2 separate regions of the Homo sapiens genome follow, and region 1 is linked to region 2. A link is an interaction called in ENCODE POLR2A ChIA-PET data of the cell type or tissue named here. Cell type or tissue: PC-3. All regions are shown on one strand. Each heading gives the region's core, and the rest is flanking DNA. Links, peaks and the distances in the headings are about the cores only. Region 1 overlaps SAFB2 (scaffold attachment factor B2). Region 2 overlaps RFX2 (regulatory factor X2).

Region 1 (8,430 bases), core at 2,420-4,919, 480 kb before region 2:
TGTCGACACTCGATAATTTTTCCTTCTTCACTTCGCACTCTTTTCTGTCGGAAAGCTTTTTCCCAGCAGGCTCATTTTTGGCCTAAAATATAATAGACAGAAATGATGTGTGGCCCAGAGCTTCTCACTTGCAAACTCCATTTGCGAGTTACCATAGACGAGAACTGCCTCACCTTCTCTACGGAGATCATTCGTCCATGCAGCTCAGTTCTGTGGAGATGGCTGATGCACTTGGTCGCCTCGTCAGATGTCGACATGGTGACGAATCCATAGCATCGAGCCCCCGGGCTGCGGGCGTTCGTTACCACTTTGGCCCCGACAACCTTCATGAAAAAGGGCACTCTTACTCTCTCATACAAATGACCACACAACTTGCTAAAGTTATTACCTGGCAATCAGAATCATTTTCACTATTTGTCACCTCTCCCCATATGGTAGTTTTCCATTTTAGTTACTGAATTGGTTCTAATTAATCCTGACCTATCCAAATACAATTGCTTTTTTTTTTTTTGAGACAGTTTCGCTCTGTCACCCAGGCTGGAGTGCAGTGTCGCGATCTCGGCTCACCGCGACCTCCGCCTCCTGGGTTCAAGCAATTCTCCCGCCTCAGCCTCCGAAGTAGCTGGGATTACAGGCGCCCGCCACCACGCCTGGCTAATTTTTGTGTTTTTAGTAGAGATGGGGTTTCTCCATGTTGGCCAGGCTGGTCTCCAACTCCTGACCTCAAGTGATCTACCCAAGTCGGCCTCCCAAAGTGCTGGGATTACAGGCATGAGACACCGCACCCAGCCACTAAATACAACTGCTTTTAATACAAGATAAGTCATCACAAGGAAAACACACAAACATGCAAGGTTATAAAACCATTAAACTTCATTACTCACAACTAATAACCAGAAGTCCTACCCATCCACATTGTTTTCTCTATTTCCACTGTGCCCACAAACAGCTGTGGGGCTACTAAGAAATGCACCCATCCACTCCAGCTGGGCCTGAGAAGAGCTCTGACACAGACATGGACTGTCAGAAATGTCCCCATGGGGAAAGGACTTCCACTTCTGGCTGAGATGGGAGAACTAAGCATTGTCTTCCTGCCTGAAACAACTAACAAATGTGATGAAACGTAGGCAACGACAGTTTTCAGATCCTGGACATCAGGCTGCCCAAGACAACAATCCCTGAGAGCTCCCTGACTGCCCCTGCTCACTGCCTAGATTCCCAGGCAATGGGGGATGGGTAAGACAGCACTGAGATTCTGAGACCAAGACAGAGAGAAATCACGGAACTGAGTATCAGAGAGGACACAGCCACACAGAGCCACGCAGAGCAAGCTGAAGAGACCCACAGAGGGTTCCTCCCACCCAGTGCACACGTGTGCGAGGAAACCAGAGGCTGGGACAGCACCACCCATAAGGAGCAGAGGGAACAATCAGGAGCAGAGGGAACAACCACTGGAGGGGCACTCAGGGCCACAAATGGTTTGCTCTTCCCAATAGCCAGGGTGGAAAGGCTGGTAATTCACGGGCCATCAGACCCACTACTCAGAGGGCACTGCCCAGTGGTGAGACAAAATCAGCCCAAACTGAAGGCTACTTTGGCCCTGCCTTAGTGTGTGTCCAGTACCTCAGCTGTGTCCCAGAAAAAAGCTCAAGGGTATTTGTAGAGATACAAGTATAACTAGCACCCAAAAAATACAATTCACAACATCCAGTAAAAAATTACCAGGCACAGGCTGGGCACAGTGGCTCATGCCTGTAATCCCAGCACTTTGTGAGGCCAAGGCAGGTAGATCACTTGAGGCCAGGTGTTCAAAACCAGCCTGGGCAACACAGAGAAACCACATCTGTACCAAAAATTTTAAAAATTAGCTGGGTGTAGTGGTACATGCCTGTGGTCTCAGCTACTCAGGAGGCTGAGGTGAGAGGATCGCTTGAGCCCGGGAGCTCGAGGCTGCAGTGAGCACCACTGTACTCCAGCCTGGGTGACACAGTGAGATCCTGTCTCTAAGGGAAAACAAAACAAAACAAAAAAACCAGAAGAAACTTAAAAGCAGCCACAGAAAAAGAGAGAGAAAAGACACAAATTGGTAACTGAAGGAACAAAGATTAAATTAACCTAGAATTCTATACCCAGTGAAAATTTATTTCAAAATGAAGACAAAGTAAAGACTTTTTCTGACATGCAAAAGAAACAAGAACGTATCACCAGCAAACCTGCACTACAGGAAACATTCAATTCCTTCAGGAGGGAGGAAGATGATCTCCGATGGGAACTTGGATATACAACAAAAAGCAACGAAGAGCACCTGGTGAGGTGAACATGATTTTTTCCTGTCATTTCTGGGTCTCTTTAAAATATAACTGTTTGGCTGGGCGTGGTGGCTCACGCCTGTAATCTCAGCACTTTGGGAGGCCGAGGTGGGAGGATCACGAGGTCAGGAGATCAAGACCATCCTGACTAACACAGTGAAACCCCATCTCTACTTAAAATACAAAAAATTAGCCAGGCCTGGTGGCGGGCACCTGTAGTTCCAGCTACTTGGGAGGCTGAGGCAGGAGAATGGCATGAACCCAGGAGGCAGAGCTTGCAGTGAGCCGAGATCGCGCCACTGCACTCCAGCCTAGGCGACAGAGCGAGACTCCGTCTCAAAAACAAACAAAAACAAAAACAAAAACAAAAAAAAACACAACTGTTCAAAGCAAAAAAGCCAAACCACAACAAGTCAAAGCCAATAAAATATTGGGTGACTTCTTAAAGAGAAGTAAACCGTATGACAATAACATCACAAAGATCGACGGGAGGGGAAATGCAAGTATATTCCCACAGAGTTCTTGCACTACGCTGAAACCAACAGAGCACCCCTTGCAGACAGACTGTAAGGGAAGATGTGTACTGTAATCCTACAGTAAACCACAATGACACAGAGTTAGAGCAAATAAGCCATCAGTCATAAAAAGGACTCGACCCACAAGAAGGCAGATAAATGGGAAAAAGAGATCAATAAACAAACATGAACAGAAAATAGAGAACAAGACAGTAGATCTAACGCCAAGCCCACCACCACTGGCGCGCAGAGTAAACATTTCCCCGGGACACAGGAGTCCTGGTCTCTGCCCTATCTCTGACTCAGGGCATCAACCTAAGCAAGGCATTCCCCGTCTCTGGACCTCATGGCCCCAACTGTGAAATGACAAGGTGGAACCCACAAGCTTGAGGTTCCCATCTGACGTCCTTGGTTTTGACCACACAAATGGAGGAGTCAAGGCTCTGCCTGAATCTGTCCAGGGCCAAAGGGACAGAAGACTCTCCTGAGAGAAACACAGATGCCACTTCCCATTCTACCTTCCCATCAAATTAATCATCCTTACAAGTATATCTCTTCTGATGACAGACAAAACCCAAATGAGAGCAGGCACCATACTAAGCTTGTATGTCCCTATCCCTGAGCTATGCCATCCGCCCTGGAGGCTCTGCATACTTCAGTCAAGTAGCTGAGTGGTGTCCTGCCCCTCTGGCCTTCCTACGTCCTTCTGTTTTTGTCCAGAGCTGAGCCCCACAGGTAAGGCCAACTCTGTCACTCACGCCTCAGCTGAATGTCACTTCTTCAGCGAGCTCTGCTGAAGCTGCCTCCCAAATCTAAACACGGCCTCCCCAACACACTGACGGCGTGCTCTAATATTCCTTAATACGCTCATCACAACACATCATATGTGTTTATTTCTTAAATGGTCTTTTTCCCGCCAGACTAAAAAATCTGTGATGACAGTGACCACGTATGTTTACCTCTGCTTAATCATCAGTGTCCGAGTGAAGTCAACAAAGTAACTGAATAAACAGGTTATTCATGGCTATAAGAATTTCCTAAGCCCTTGCTGAACACACAGACTGTTCAGAGAAAAATTGAACAGCACGCTTTCTCCGGGTCCTGTCCGCTTCTTAAGCAATGAAACATTAACCAACACCTGATCGGGTGACACAGACCTAGACAAAGGAACGGCTTCTGTAGCCAGAAAACTGTGTCAGACAGGGCCCACTCTGCCTGGAATCAGGGCACCCTCCAGACACTAAATGGTCCGAACCTTGTCCCTTGGAAGCCACTCCCCAGAGGCACCCAGGAGACCAGGGCAGTGCCAATTGCTTACCAGAAGACTCTTGGCTAGGCGCGGTGGCTCACGCCTGTAATCCCAGCATTTTGGGAGGCCAAGCAGGCAGATCACATAGGTCAGGAGTTGGAGACCAGTCTGGCCAACATGGCGAAACCCCATCTCTACTGAAAATACAAAAATTAGCCAGGCATGGTGGTGGGTGCCTGTAATCCCAGCTACTCGAGAAGCTAAGGCACGAGAATCACTTGAACCTGGGAGGGAGGCGGAGGCTGCAGTGAGCCAAGATCACACCACTGCACTTCAGCCTGGGCAACAGAGCGAGACGCAGTCTCAAAAAAAAAAAAAAAAAAAAAAAGAACAACAAACAAACAAAAAAAGAAGACTCTTAATTAATTTCAAACAGTGGAATCATTTTAAATTGTCCTCACCTTCCTTTGGAAAGCTGCTGAATTGTACTATTTTTCTCCCACCCCCATGAGCAGCATCTTAGTGATTTATTTTTGAACCACGATCATGTTCTAGTTATGAGACTATATACTTAAAATGCTAAATGATATGAAAGTCAATTATTCACTTCATTCTTTTTTTTTTTTTTTTTTTTTATGACATAGTCTCGCTCTGTTACCCAGGCTGGAGTGCAGTGGCACAATCTTGGCTCACTGCAACCTCTGCCTCCTGGGTTCAAGTGATTCTCCCACCTCAGCTTCCCGAGTAGCTGCGACTACAGGCACAGAACACCACGGCTGGCTGATTTTTGTATTTTTAGCAGAGACAGGGTTTCGCCATGTTGGCCAGGCTGGTCTCCAACTCCTGACTTTAGGTGATACGCCCGCCTCGGCCTCCCAAATTATTCTTAAGGGAAAAATCTCATCATGTAAGCTTTAAGTTTTGCACAAGACAAAAGACCACCAGTCTCTTTGAGACCAGTTAGAAAGAACCCCAAGAACATTGAGAGAGAAGCTGTTTATACAGCTGTTCTGAGCACTGTTGTGATATGACCAACCACCTGCCCTGCTCCGCACCCTAGTTACTGTGAGTCAGGAAACAAGGTGCACTGCACAAGACTGGGCGAGCTTCGCTGCTGTCGTTCCATTTTTTAGTAAACACAACATCTTGCTATGTTGCCCAGGCTGGTCTTGAACTCCTGGGCTCAAGCAATCCTCCTGCCTCAGCCTCCCAAACTGCTGGGATTATAGACGTGAACCACCGTGCCCAGCAGAGCTTCCTTTTTAACTCTGAATCACAGTGGATGGTATGAGGCAAGGGAAGGCATACCTTCCCATACTTGCTGAAAAGGTTCTTGAGATCCGTAGCGCGTGTTGTGGAGGACAGCCCGCTGACCCACAGGTTCCGACCAGAACCGCTGCCGACCCGACCTGGCACGAGAGGGAGATTCTTAGGCATCACCCCAAGGCCTAACAGGAAGCACAACCATTCTTAAGACCGCAGCCCTCTTTAAAAACCCTAACGACGCCCAATCCCAACTGCTGACTTAAGAATTTAACGCACACACACATGCCAACACACAGAAGGCTGAAAATCTGGACAGCAAAAACTGAGTTTCCTTACTCAAGGAATAATCATGCCCATGTCAGTTATGAACTGAAATGTCTTTTGATGATCAGATCTCATCCAAGACGGCAGTCTCTAAAATCCTTGAAACAGTCTTCAATGAGCAGAATTATTCCTTTCTTGTAATGTGCTTTTCACCATCCCATAGATGACAACCACAAGAGAAACATAAAATGCAGGTGCTTGCGAACTTCTAAAACTAGTCTCTCAAGAAACCATTAGGTGGTTGATTCCGGTAACCCATAACAAAACAAATTACTGAATCCAAAGTGTGTATATCTCCAGGCCCCTCCTCCCAAAATAAGGGAACCATACCTGGCTCCCTACCACGTTAAATTAAATCATACCTTTTTCATCTTTAATGATTGGCTTTATATCTTTTTCTTCCTTAAAAGAGCTAGAGACAAAAGTTAATGTTACTCATACAGGAAAAAAACGAAAGAGAACAAAACTAAAAATATGATTATGTGCTAAAACTGAATACCTACCAGAAAATTAGTCTGAAATAAAATTTTAACAGACACCTCTGCAAGCTTATATTGGAAAATCTGACCCCAAAAATACAATGTCAGATTTGTAAAAGTCAATTCGATTTAGCTGAAGATAACAATTAACAATTTAAGAACACAACCATGGTAGGTTGAGAAAAAGAAAAGGAATTGAATCACCCATTAAAAACACACAAAGAGAAACGAAACATTCTTTAGAAGCAAAACTACAATTTCGTCAGTCTGGCTGGCCAATTGCAGAAAAAAACAGCTTATGTGTGTCATTACATGACCAATGAAAAGGAGATAGCGTCTGGTCTAAAACTGAGAAAAAACAAACCTCATTTTCTGATCAGCGCCCTCACTGGTTGAGGACTCTTTAGGAGCCGGAGGGACTTCATTACAAGCGTCAAAATCAAACTTCCTCCCGTCTTCTTTGCTATCTCTGGCTTCTGGGCTTGGGGCTTCCGTGGGTGCTTCTGCGAGCTCCTCGCTAGAGGCCTCCGCGAGCTCGGAGGCCGCACTACTCTGCTCAACTGCCGGCTCTAGCCCTACAGGCTCACAGTCCGTCCTCTCGCCATCGCCTGGCTGCTCCGCGGGCTCCCTTTTCACTACCGCTAACAGGCTGTCTGCCTTGCTCGACTGAGCGTGTGCTGTTGACTCGCTGGCCAAATCTAAATCACCCTCTTCCGGATGGGCGCTGTCAAATAGGTCCTCTTCCTCCGCAAGCTTTCTGTCTGGCCCCACGCTACTTGTGTCCTGTGCAAATGGCTGCTCCAGCTCGGAACTTTCTTCTTTTACTGGCTCAGATTTACAAGTTTCCCCCAAAATGTCGAGTATTTTCTCATTTTCTACGGATTTAACAGGAATAGAATGGCACAAGGTTTAATTACCAGGGAAATAAAGCAATCACAAATGTGGAACTGGCACGGCTGCCACACTAACACGAAGAGAACTGCTAGCTACACAGAGATTGGAAAACCCGCGGGTACACAAAGTTATACTGGTTACACTACCTGCGCCGCGACCGCCTCTAGGTAAGCCTCTACGCTACACGGAAGAGAAAAGGCCCCCACAGATTTAAACACCTACAACCACGCGGCTGGTTCTCAATAGTCTTCTTCGAGTTTTTGTTCAAGTCTGGGTCTTCTGACTGATTTTCCAATGTCCAAGGTGCTGAACCGAATGCAATCACCATTCAATGACAGCTCAACTTCCAAATTTCTTTGAATTTCTTTTAACAGAACAATCCAATATGAAAATCAGAATCTCTTCTGACGGTGGGAGATAAACGCAGTCCGGAAGGGGAATAATATGTTGAAAATTTTCACGGAGAAACTCTGTTTCCTCTTCTGGAATCCAGTCACTTCTCAGGTGGTAAGTGCCCTGACAACAGCTTTATCCTGCCTTAACTGCGTTAATCAAAATGACTGCAGCAAAATATCACAAGATCTGTTTCATGTGTAGAAACACATGGAGGAATCACGGGGACGGGGGAATTAAATGCCACTCTACGTGGTTAGACATGAAAAGAATCACTACTACATTGCACCAAATGTATTTGACCTCAAGAAGCCAGAATGGCTCTTCCACAGATCTGGTGATACGAATGGGTTTCCAATCTCTGATCCTTGTATGATCTGGATTGTCCACCATTAGAGCAATTTACAAGATCATAACACAGCTTAAAATATAGACAGCTTTAAAATAATAGTGTGAAAACTTTCAAACCATAACTGTCGTGTTTCTCTTATCAGTACCTGGCTCCAAAAGGGATTCTTCAATGTCCTATTTAAAAAAGAAAAAGCAAATCCACAAGTCACTTTAAACACGGGGCACATACATTTCACCAGTAAATATGGCTTTCAATCATCTGTGAATAAATGCCTGTTTCCACAAAACTTTCTTGTCTCCAAAAAATGTATTCCATCCTACAATAACCTGATGAAAACCAGCTCATTTTAACAGTTTCCCTGGTAACAGCAGGTCCCTAGTGATAACAGTCTGTCCCATTCTCCCGAGTTTGGGCCCTGCCCTGCCATGCCACCCACCCCATGACCAAGCTGACCTAGTGGCTGCTGCAGCTGGCAAACACCCCCTTTGTCAGAGAAGAGGTCACAGTGGATTTAAGAAAAAAATACTTCTCCCAACATAAACTGATTTGTAACTGAAACCTGTCATAACAAAATGATCTCTCTACTCTGCTGAAAACCTTTTCCGACATCTGTCTCACTTAGGACAATAGGTCCAATCCTTCTGGTGGC
Region 2 (8,430 bases), core at 2,764-5,263:
AAATTACTGTTTAGGTTGCTTTACATTCTCTTCCCAGCCCCAGATCTCCAAATACAGGAGATGAGCACACGTGTCCAGGGCACCCCAGACCTCTTGGGCAGGGAGAATTCTCGGCAGAGAAGACCGGATATGGGAGTGTGGTGTGGGAATCGTCTGTGAGTGCTAAAGAACCGGTCCTCCACCTGCCCCAAGCTTTCCATTAGGCTCAAAAGCAGAGTTAGCCCAGTTAAGCGCATGGAAACTAAATGAGTTCGCTGTGCATTGTTCAGCTATACATGACCACAGGCAAGATAAATATTTAGGGTCTTTATTAAAGCTGTGATCCTCTGCTTTAGCAGGACAGCGTAGGGACTTACTAGAGGCAAACCATAAAAAGCATATGCCTCCTAGTAAAGTAATGCTGGGAAATATGACGAGTCAATTACTCTTTATCATTAATTGTGGTAAAATGTGCATAATGTACAATTTACCATTTTAACCATGTTTAATATACAGTTCAGTAGCATTAAGCACACTCACACTGTTGTGCAACCATCACCTCCATCCATCTCCAGAACATTCTCATCTTCCCAAATTGAAACTTTGTCCCCATGAAACACTCACTCCCTACCCCCTCCCCAGCCCCTGGCACCCACCATTCTACTTTCTGTCGCTATGGATCTGATGACTCTAGGGACCTCCTAGGGGTGGAATCACACTGGATTTGTCCTTTTTTTTCTTTCTTTCTTTCTTTTTTTTGAGACAGAATCTCGCTCTTGTTGCCCAGGCAGGAGTGCAGTGGTGCGATCTTGGCTCTCTGCAACCTCTGCCTCCTGGGTTCAAGTGATTCTCCTGCTGCAGCCTCCCAAGTAGCTGGGATTACAGGTGCCTGCCACCACGCCCGGCTAATTTTATATTTTTAGTAGAGGCTGGGTTTCACCATGTTGGCCAGGCTGGTCTCAAACTCCTGACCTCAGGTGATCCACCACCCACCTTGGCCTCCCAGAGTGCTGGGATTAGAGGTGTGAGCCACTGCGCCCGGCTGGATTTGTCCTTTTGTGTCTGATTTCTTTCACTGAGCATGATGTCCTTAAGCATAATGCATAATGTCCATGTTGCAGCCTGTGTCAGAATTTCCTTCCTTTTTCAAGGCTGAATAGTATTCCATTGTATAGATGGATCACATTTTATTTATCCATTCATTTGTTGGTGGACACTTGAGTTGCTGCCACATTTTAGCTATTGTAAATCATGCTGCTATGAACATGAGTGTACAAATCCCTGTCTGAGTGTACAAATACTGTTTTCCAAAGCAGCTACACTATTTTGCACACCTACCAACAGTTCACATGGGTTCAGTTCCAATTTTTCCATATTCTTATCAACATTTTTCTGTCTTTCTTCTTTTGGGTAACAGTCATCGTAATGGGTGTGAAGTGGTATCTTATTAGGGTTTTGATTTGCATTTCTGCAATGATAACTGGTATGAAGCACCTTTCCAACTGCTTATTGGCCATCTGAATATCTTCTTTGAAGAAAGAGAAATATCTACTCAAGTCCTCTGCCCATTAAAAAATTTTTTTGCTGAGTTACAGAAATTCTTTATCTATTTTGAATATTAACCTCTTATTAGAAATGATTTGGAAACATTTTCTTCCATTCCTTGGGTTGTCTTTTTACTCTGTTGCTACTGTTCTTTGATGCACAAAAGTTTTGAACGCTGATGGCCTAATCCTTCTGTTTTTCCTTTTGTCGTGAGTGCTTTTGATGTCCTATCCAAGAAATCATTGCCAGATCCAGTGTCATAAAGATGTCTCCCTATGTTTTCTGCTAAGAATTTTACAGTTTTAGCTCTTATGTTTAGGTCTTTGATCCATTTTGAGTTAATTTTTGTGTATGTTATAAAATAAAAGTCCTGGCTGGGCACAGTGGCTCACGCCTGTAATCCCAGCACTTTGGGAGGGTGAGGTGGGAGGATTGCCTGAGGCCAGGAGTTCAAGACCAGCCTGGGCAACATAGTGAGACCTCGTCTCTATAAAAAATTTAAAAATTAGCCTGGCATGGTGGCATATGCCTGTGGTCCCAGCTAGTTGGGAGGCAGAAGCAGGAGGATCTCTTGAGCCCAGGAGGCCGAGGCTGCAGTGAGCCATGATTGTACCACTGCACTCCAGCCTGGGTGATAGAACAAGATCCTGTCTCAAAAAAAAAAAAAAAAAAAAAAAGGCAGGGGAGATCCAATTTCATTCTTTTGAATGTGGAAACCCAGTTTTCCCAGCATCATTTATTGGAAAGACTGTATTTACCCCATCGAATGATCTTGGCACCCTTGCAGGAGTAAAATACGGCCATGAGTCGCTTCCTGACAGGGATACGTTCTCAGCAATGCAACCTCAGGCAATTTCATCATTGTGCGAATATCACAGAGTGATACTTACAGAAACCTAGACGCTACAACCTACGTAGCACACCTGGGCTGTATGGTATAACCTATTGCTCCCAGGCTACAAACCTGTCTAGCATGTGACTGCAGTGAACAGTGCAGGCAATTGTAACACAGTGGTAAGTATTTGTATCTCCAAACATGGCTAAGCATAGAAAAGGTACAGGAAAAATACAGCATTATAATCTTATGGGATCACTTGTATATGTGGTCTGCTGTTGACGGAAATGTTATGCATGGCATGACTGCATTATAAGCAAATAATTAAAGTTAAGTAATAACACACAAGAATCTAATCTTGCCGGAAAGGGCACTGTAAAAGTGAATTGCAAGAGAAGCTCACAGGAATTAGATGACTTCTGTGTCTCCCCTTTGACAGTAATGGATGCATCCACGCACACGGCTCATTCCTGTTTTCAGTGATGCGCTTCCTTACTATTATTTGCAAAGGGAATTTGTCTGTTCTGACCACACAACTCTACAGAGATACAAACATCACATGGGCACCTCTGCCTTTTCTGTTTACTACTAACGTAGATTGTCATGTAATTTTTGCCCTTCCATGCCTGTTCTTCTGAGGAGAAATTCCCAGTGTTGAGCAGATTTTGAAAGAGATCCAGACTGATGAAAGATTAAAAACCACTGGGCTACAGCAGTATGTCTTTTTTTTTTTAATCTTTTAAAACTTAAATTCACAAATTTGAGGACTCCAATTCAGACGAGCTTCGTTGTATAAACCAGGCAGATCTGTGGTCTTTAGAAGAAAGTGACAGAATCAGTTCACTTCCTGGGTGGGGACTGAGCACAGGCAGATGGTCGCAGCGGGTCAGAAGCCACAAGCTGCAGAGACAGACTCATGATAGACAGGGCGACAGGCATAACCTTCACAGGGGCGAAGCGAGACGCACACCCGTCTCCAGCAGGGAGCCACAGTCCACAGGTGGCTACTCCTCCCTCCCACTGCCCTGTATTTAGGAATTCAAACAGCCTGGGAAGGGACTGTGCTGATAATTGGCTCTGCTTTCAAAGAACACTTAGGAGATAATTAACCCACAGTCCACCAAGCCCAGGAATTGAGGATCGAGGATCAGAGGAAGCCCAGGAGGGAGATGCCTGCCAGAGGCGAGTAAAGGGACTTAGAGAGAAGTGCAGTTTTTTCTAGCATCCACCCATCCAACCCAAGGAAGCCCATCTGATTTACCACATCTAGCCAGTGACCTTGATCAGTTCCACAGCCAGGCATTAAGGCGAGTCCCCACTAACTTTCTCACCTCAGAGAAGCCCGATTCCAATTCTAGCCCCTCCCTGGACTCTGTCAGTAATTCCTAGCAATGCCTTCACTCTAAAAAATCCAGCTACAACAAAAGATTCAGATGCTGCAGAATTTATTTTGATTTGGAGGTTTCAGCTCCAAATCAAAGGGCTGATATCATGGAAATAGCTTTTTTGACAGCTAAACAGAAATTATTTTCCTTGATTAGCCATGGCACATTCGCCCTTCTTAGGTGGACAGCGTGTTTTGATACGAAGGTGATGGGTTACAGGTGCTGGGTTTCTCCACATGGGCAGTTTCTCCCCAGGAGTCTCACTCCTTACATCATCATCTAGAGCAGTAATTAATTTCAGAAACCACTCCTGGCTGCCATAAGCTGCACACCCACTTCCAGAACTGGCTTAACCCGCCAGGAAGCCACAGTCCTCAAGGGACAGTCACCCAGAGCTGCATGTTGGTGAGTCAGAGACGAGAACAAAGAGGAAGCAATGACCCCTGAACACAGAGCCCTTCCCAGCCCAGAGTGCTGCTCTAAGCCTAACCCAGGCTGGCCAGGGCCTGAAAGACAAAGAAGAATGCCACAGAGAAGGGCCAGGGCACTACAGCTTTTTTTTTTTTTTTTTTTTTTTTTGAGACGGAGTTTCACTTTTGTTGCCCAGGCTGGACAGCAGTGGCGTGATCTCGGCTCACTGCAACCTCCGCCTCCCGCGATTCTCCTGCCTCAGCCTCCTGAGTGGCTAGTATTACAGGCATGTGCCACCATGCCCCGCTAATTCTGTATTTTTAGTAGAGATGGGGTTTCTCCCTGTTGGTCAGACTGGTCTCGAACTCTCGACCTCAGGTGATCCACCCGCCTCAGCCTCCCAAAGTGCTGGGATTCCAGGCTTGAGTCACCATGCCAGCCCAGCATTTTTTTTTAAAGGCACAGTTCTCATAGGTATAAGAAGGCAACGAAATTCATCCTGCAAGATGGATGTAGCCAAAGACTCTTCTTTAATTACAACAAACTGGAGAAGATAACAAAGTAAATATTATTCCTCTCTCTCTTAGAGAAAGCAAAAATATGTTAAACACCATTGAAGAGCCTAAGGGGTTTTATAAACCTCAAAATCAGCATCACATTCATATACACATGAGTACTAGTCACATATAGCCAAGTAATGTGCGTTAGACCAGGGGGTGGCAAGCTTTTTTTGTAAAATGTGGAATAGTAAATATTTTAGGTTTTGCAGGTCAAGCGCTCGCTGTCAAGATGACTCAACCCCATCCATTGTAGGGTGAAATGACTGTGGCTGTGTGCCAATAAAACTTTATTTATGGTTCCAGTTTTAGTATATTTGCTGCTGAAGCAAGCACAATTTATGGACACTGAAATGTGAATTTCAGATAATTTTGTATGTCCTAAAATATTCTTCTTTTGATTTTTCCAACTACTTAAAAATGTAGGAAAAAAGCATTCTTAGTTCATGGGCTGTACAAAAACAGGCAGTGAGTTGGATTTAGCCCATGGGCTAGTTTGCCCACTCTGTATTAGACTCAGATGTTTGGACTCATGTCTTTAAAACAGAGCCTAAAATAACTCCAAATAAATAAAAGGGCAGGTATCAAATAGCCCATGTAATGACAAATAACCACGCTAGAAATCTGCGTCCAGCAGGTCAGGGACACTCTGGGGGTGAAGACCAACACTCCTGTCCTGTCTCCATCTCAGTGGCGGAGGATGTGGGGTTTTGGGCAGTCTCTGAAAAGGGAGTGTGCACGGGCAGGAGCTGGAGCAATGTCACAGGGAAGGGGGAGGCCAGCCCTCATGTCCTCTGGATTCTGACCCTGTGCTATGGTTGGAATGTTGTGTCCCCCCAAAACTCACATGTTGAAACCTAACCCCCAATATGACGGCATCTGGAGGTGGGGCCTTTGGGAGATGATTAGGTCATGAGCATGGCACCCACAGGAATGGGATTAGGGTCCTTGCAAAAGAGGCCCCAGAGACCTCCCCTGCCCCTTCCATCACGTGAGGACACAGCTAGAAGGCAGAAGCCGAACCAGAAAGCAGGCCCTCCCCAGACACTGAATCTGCCAGTGCCTTGATCTTGGACTTCCCAGCCTCCAGAGCTGACTGCAACACATTCCTGTTGTTTAGAAGCCAGCCAGTCTCTAATATTTTTGTTGTAGCATCTGAATGAACTGTCACCCTCCCTTCCCTCCACCACCCTGTGTAGCTCTTACATGTGCTGGGGACCTTCATGATTCAGGGTCTTTGGGCATTTCACAGAGGAACAGAAACTTGTGGATTAGAGAAAATTATTATATGAGATAACATCTTTGGATTGTTTGTATAAGATAACATCTTTGGATTGTTTGTTTGTTTGTTTTGAGACAGGTTCTCGCTTTTGTCACTCAGGCTGGAGTACAGTGGCATGTACATCGCTCACTGCAGCCTCAACGTCCCAGGCTCAAGAGGTCCTCCCACCTCACCCTCTGGAGTAGTTGAGACCAGAGGCCCACACCACCACACCTGGCTATTTTTGCATTTTGAATTTTTCATAGAGACAGGGTTTCACCATGTTGCCCAGGCTGGTCTTGAACTACTGAGCTCAAGTGATCTTCCTGCATCAGCCTCCCAAAGTGCTGAGATTACAAGCATGAGCCACCATGCCAGCCCAGATAACACCTTTGAATACAAATTTCTCAGCCGGGTGAGGTTGCAGTGAGCCAAGATCACGCCATTGCACTACAGCCTGGGTGACATAGTGAGACTCTGTCTCAAAAAAAAAAAAAAAAAAGAATACACATTTCTCCAAAGAAGAGCTATAGACAGATGAAAGCACATGAAAAGAGGCTCAGCATCATCAGTCATTACAGAAACACAAATAAGAACCACCATGAAACACCACTTCACACCTACGAGGCTGGTTATACTAAAAACAGGGAAAAATAAAAGTGTTGGTGAGGATGTGGAGAAACTGGAGCCCTCACTCCCTGCCGGTGGGACTGTGAAAGGACAATTTGGCAGTTAACTTGCAGTTACCATACGACTCAGCAACTCCACTCCTAGGTATATTCCCTGAAGAAATGAAGCTATATGTCCAGGCAAAAGCTTGTCCACAAATATTCATAGCAGCACTATTCGTAATAGTCAAAAGGTAGAAACAACCCAAATGCCCATCAAGGGATGAATGCATAAACAGATGTGGTCCACCCATGGAGTGGAATACTATTCAGCCATAAAAAAGAATGAAGCTCTGACACAGGCTACAATGTGGATGAACTGCAAAACAATATTACCCAACCTTCCAGGGCTTAAATATATATTTATATACACACAAGTGAAAGAAGTCAGTCACGAAAAAGGTCACATATTGTATGATTCTATTTACAGGAAATATTCAGAATAGGAAAACCCACATAGACAAGAAGCAGACTTGGTGTTTGCCAGGGGCTGGGAGTAGGGGACTGTGATCGACTTCTAATAGGTATGGAGTTTCTTTTCACGGTGATGGAAATGTTCTGGAATTAGAGAGTGATGATGGCTTCACAACACTGTGAAAATCCTAAAATCCACCAAATGAAAACCATTTTAAAGTGGTTAAAATGGTAAATTTTGGGCTGGGTGTGGTGGCGCATGCCTGTAAACCCAGCACTTTGGGAGGCTGAGGCTGGGGATTGCTTGAATCCCGGAGTTTGAGACCAGCCTGGGCAACATAGTGAGACCTTGTCTCTACAAAAAATTAGCCAGGCATGGTGGCGTGCACCTATAGTCCCAGCCCAGAAGGTGGAGGCTGCAATAAGCCATGATCGCACCACCCCACTGCAGCCTGGGCGACAGAGCAAGACCCTATCTTCAAAAAAAAAAAAAAGGTGAATTGTATGTGAATTTTATCACAATTGAAAAAAGAAGATGACGCTGAGTGCTGGCAAATGCCAGCCACGAAGAGAAACAATGATATAGAGACTAAAAGCATTCCTGCATTCCTCACCTCAGGAGAAGTAAAATGCAATATTCTCATAATTATGAGAAAATTAGGCACGAGAACGTACAAAGTACAATTCGAACATTTTCAGAAATAAACTTCAGTAACAAACAACAATATCTGTTGGACACGATCCCTAACAGACTGTTTGTGAAAATCTCGAGTGATGGGAGAGAAGTAGGTGTGGGGAAATCTGTTTCAGGAACTCTGAGTCTAAGCCGCAAAACGTGTTTACATGAGACCCATCAACAGAATAAGCCGAGGGACTGAATGAGGAATGAACTGCGGGAGGTAGGCATTTTACAATCAGGAATCTGAAATGAGACTATGTCCCAGTTTGGGAGTCAGAGAATTGTAGACTTTCTGGGCCAAGCCCTCAGTGAACATTAACCCTGGAGAATAAAGGAGCAGGGAGTTTCTAGAAGATTCTACATCCGGGAGTGGGGGGAGGAAAACTGTGGAGGTTGGTGTCTCAGAAATCTTAAAGGATGTTAAAAAAGAAAACCATGATTCACTGAATTTAAAATAGGAGAAAAGCTCAGATTAAGAATGAATAACTTTATCGAGGATTAGGTCACAGGAATTCTGGTTTTAAATTGTTTACGTAGAGTTAAAGAGAAAGAATTTGTACCATAAGAAGAAGCCAACTATAACAGCAAGGAAGACATTCAAGAACAGGATCTAGTGGCTGCACAACTGAGCTCCCTCCTCGGGCTGGAGAGAGCAGGGGCTCAAGTCCCTAAACCCGGGCCATGGCAGCAGGGGGT

What was found. ChIA-PET counts read pairs that join two places held together with the same protein. Peaks named below come from ENCODE experiments on the same cell type or tissue, not always from the same donor. Only the 100,000 strongest peaks of a DNase experiment are listed, where the experiment ranks them.
Region 1: POLR2A ChIA-PET joins it to region 2 with 13 read pairs; 1 of 35 experiments calls an interaction of 5 or more read pairs at or near these places.

The regions. Positions count from the first base shown.
Region 1 is chr19:5,604,614-5,613,043 of GRCh38, forward strand. It overlaps SAFB2 (scaffold attachment factor B2), which reads right to left. Exons shown (of 21, transcript NM_014649.3): 6 at 7,927-7,954; 7 at 6,507-7,017; 8 at 6,026-6,075; 9 at 5,382-5,482; 10 at 174-323; 11 at 1-82. Among named protein-coding and RNA genes, the nearest start is that of SAFB2, 14 kb to the right of the region's middle. RefSeq lists an enhancer at 7,197-8,396. In PC-3, for the core only: no CTCF peak of the experiment used is centred there; a DNase peak (open chromatin) is centred at 3,858; H3K27ac peaks cover 2,500 bases.
Region 2 is chr19:6,083,914-6,092,343 of GRCh38, forward strand. The region is part of intron 1 of RFX2 (regulatory factor X2); the gene reads right to left. Among named protein-coding and RNA genes, the nearest start is that of RFX2, 22 kb to the right of the region's middle. RefSeq lists enhancers at 2,867-3,368, 3,290-3,359, 3,369-3,868. In PC-3, for the core only: no CTCF peak of the experiment used is centred there; DNase peaks (open chromatin) are centred at 4,158 and 4,958; H3K4me3 peaks cover 977 bases; H3K27ac peaks cover 2,274 bases.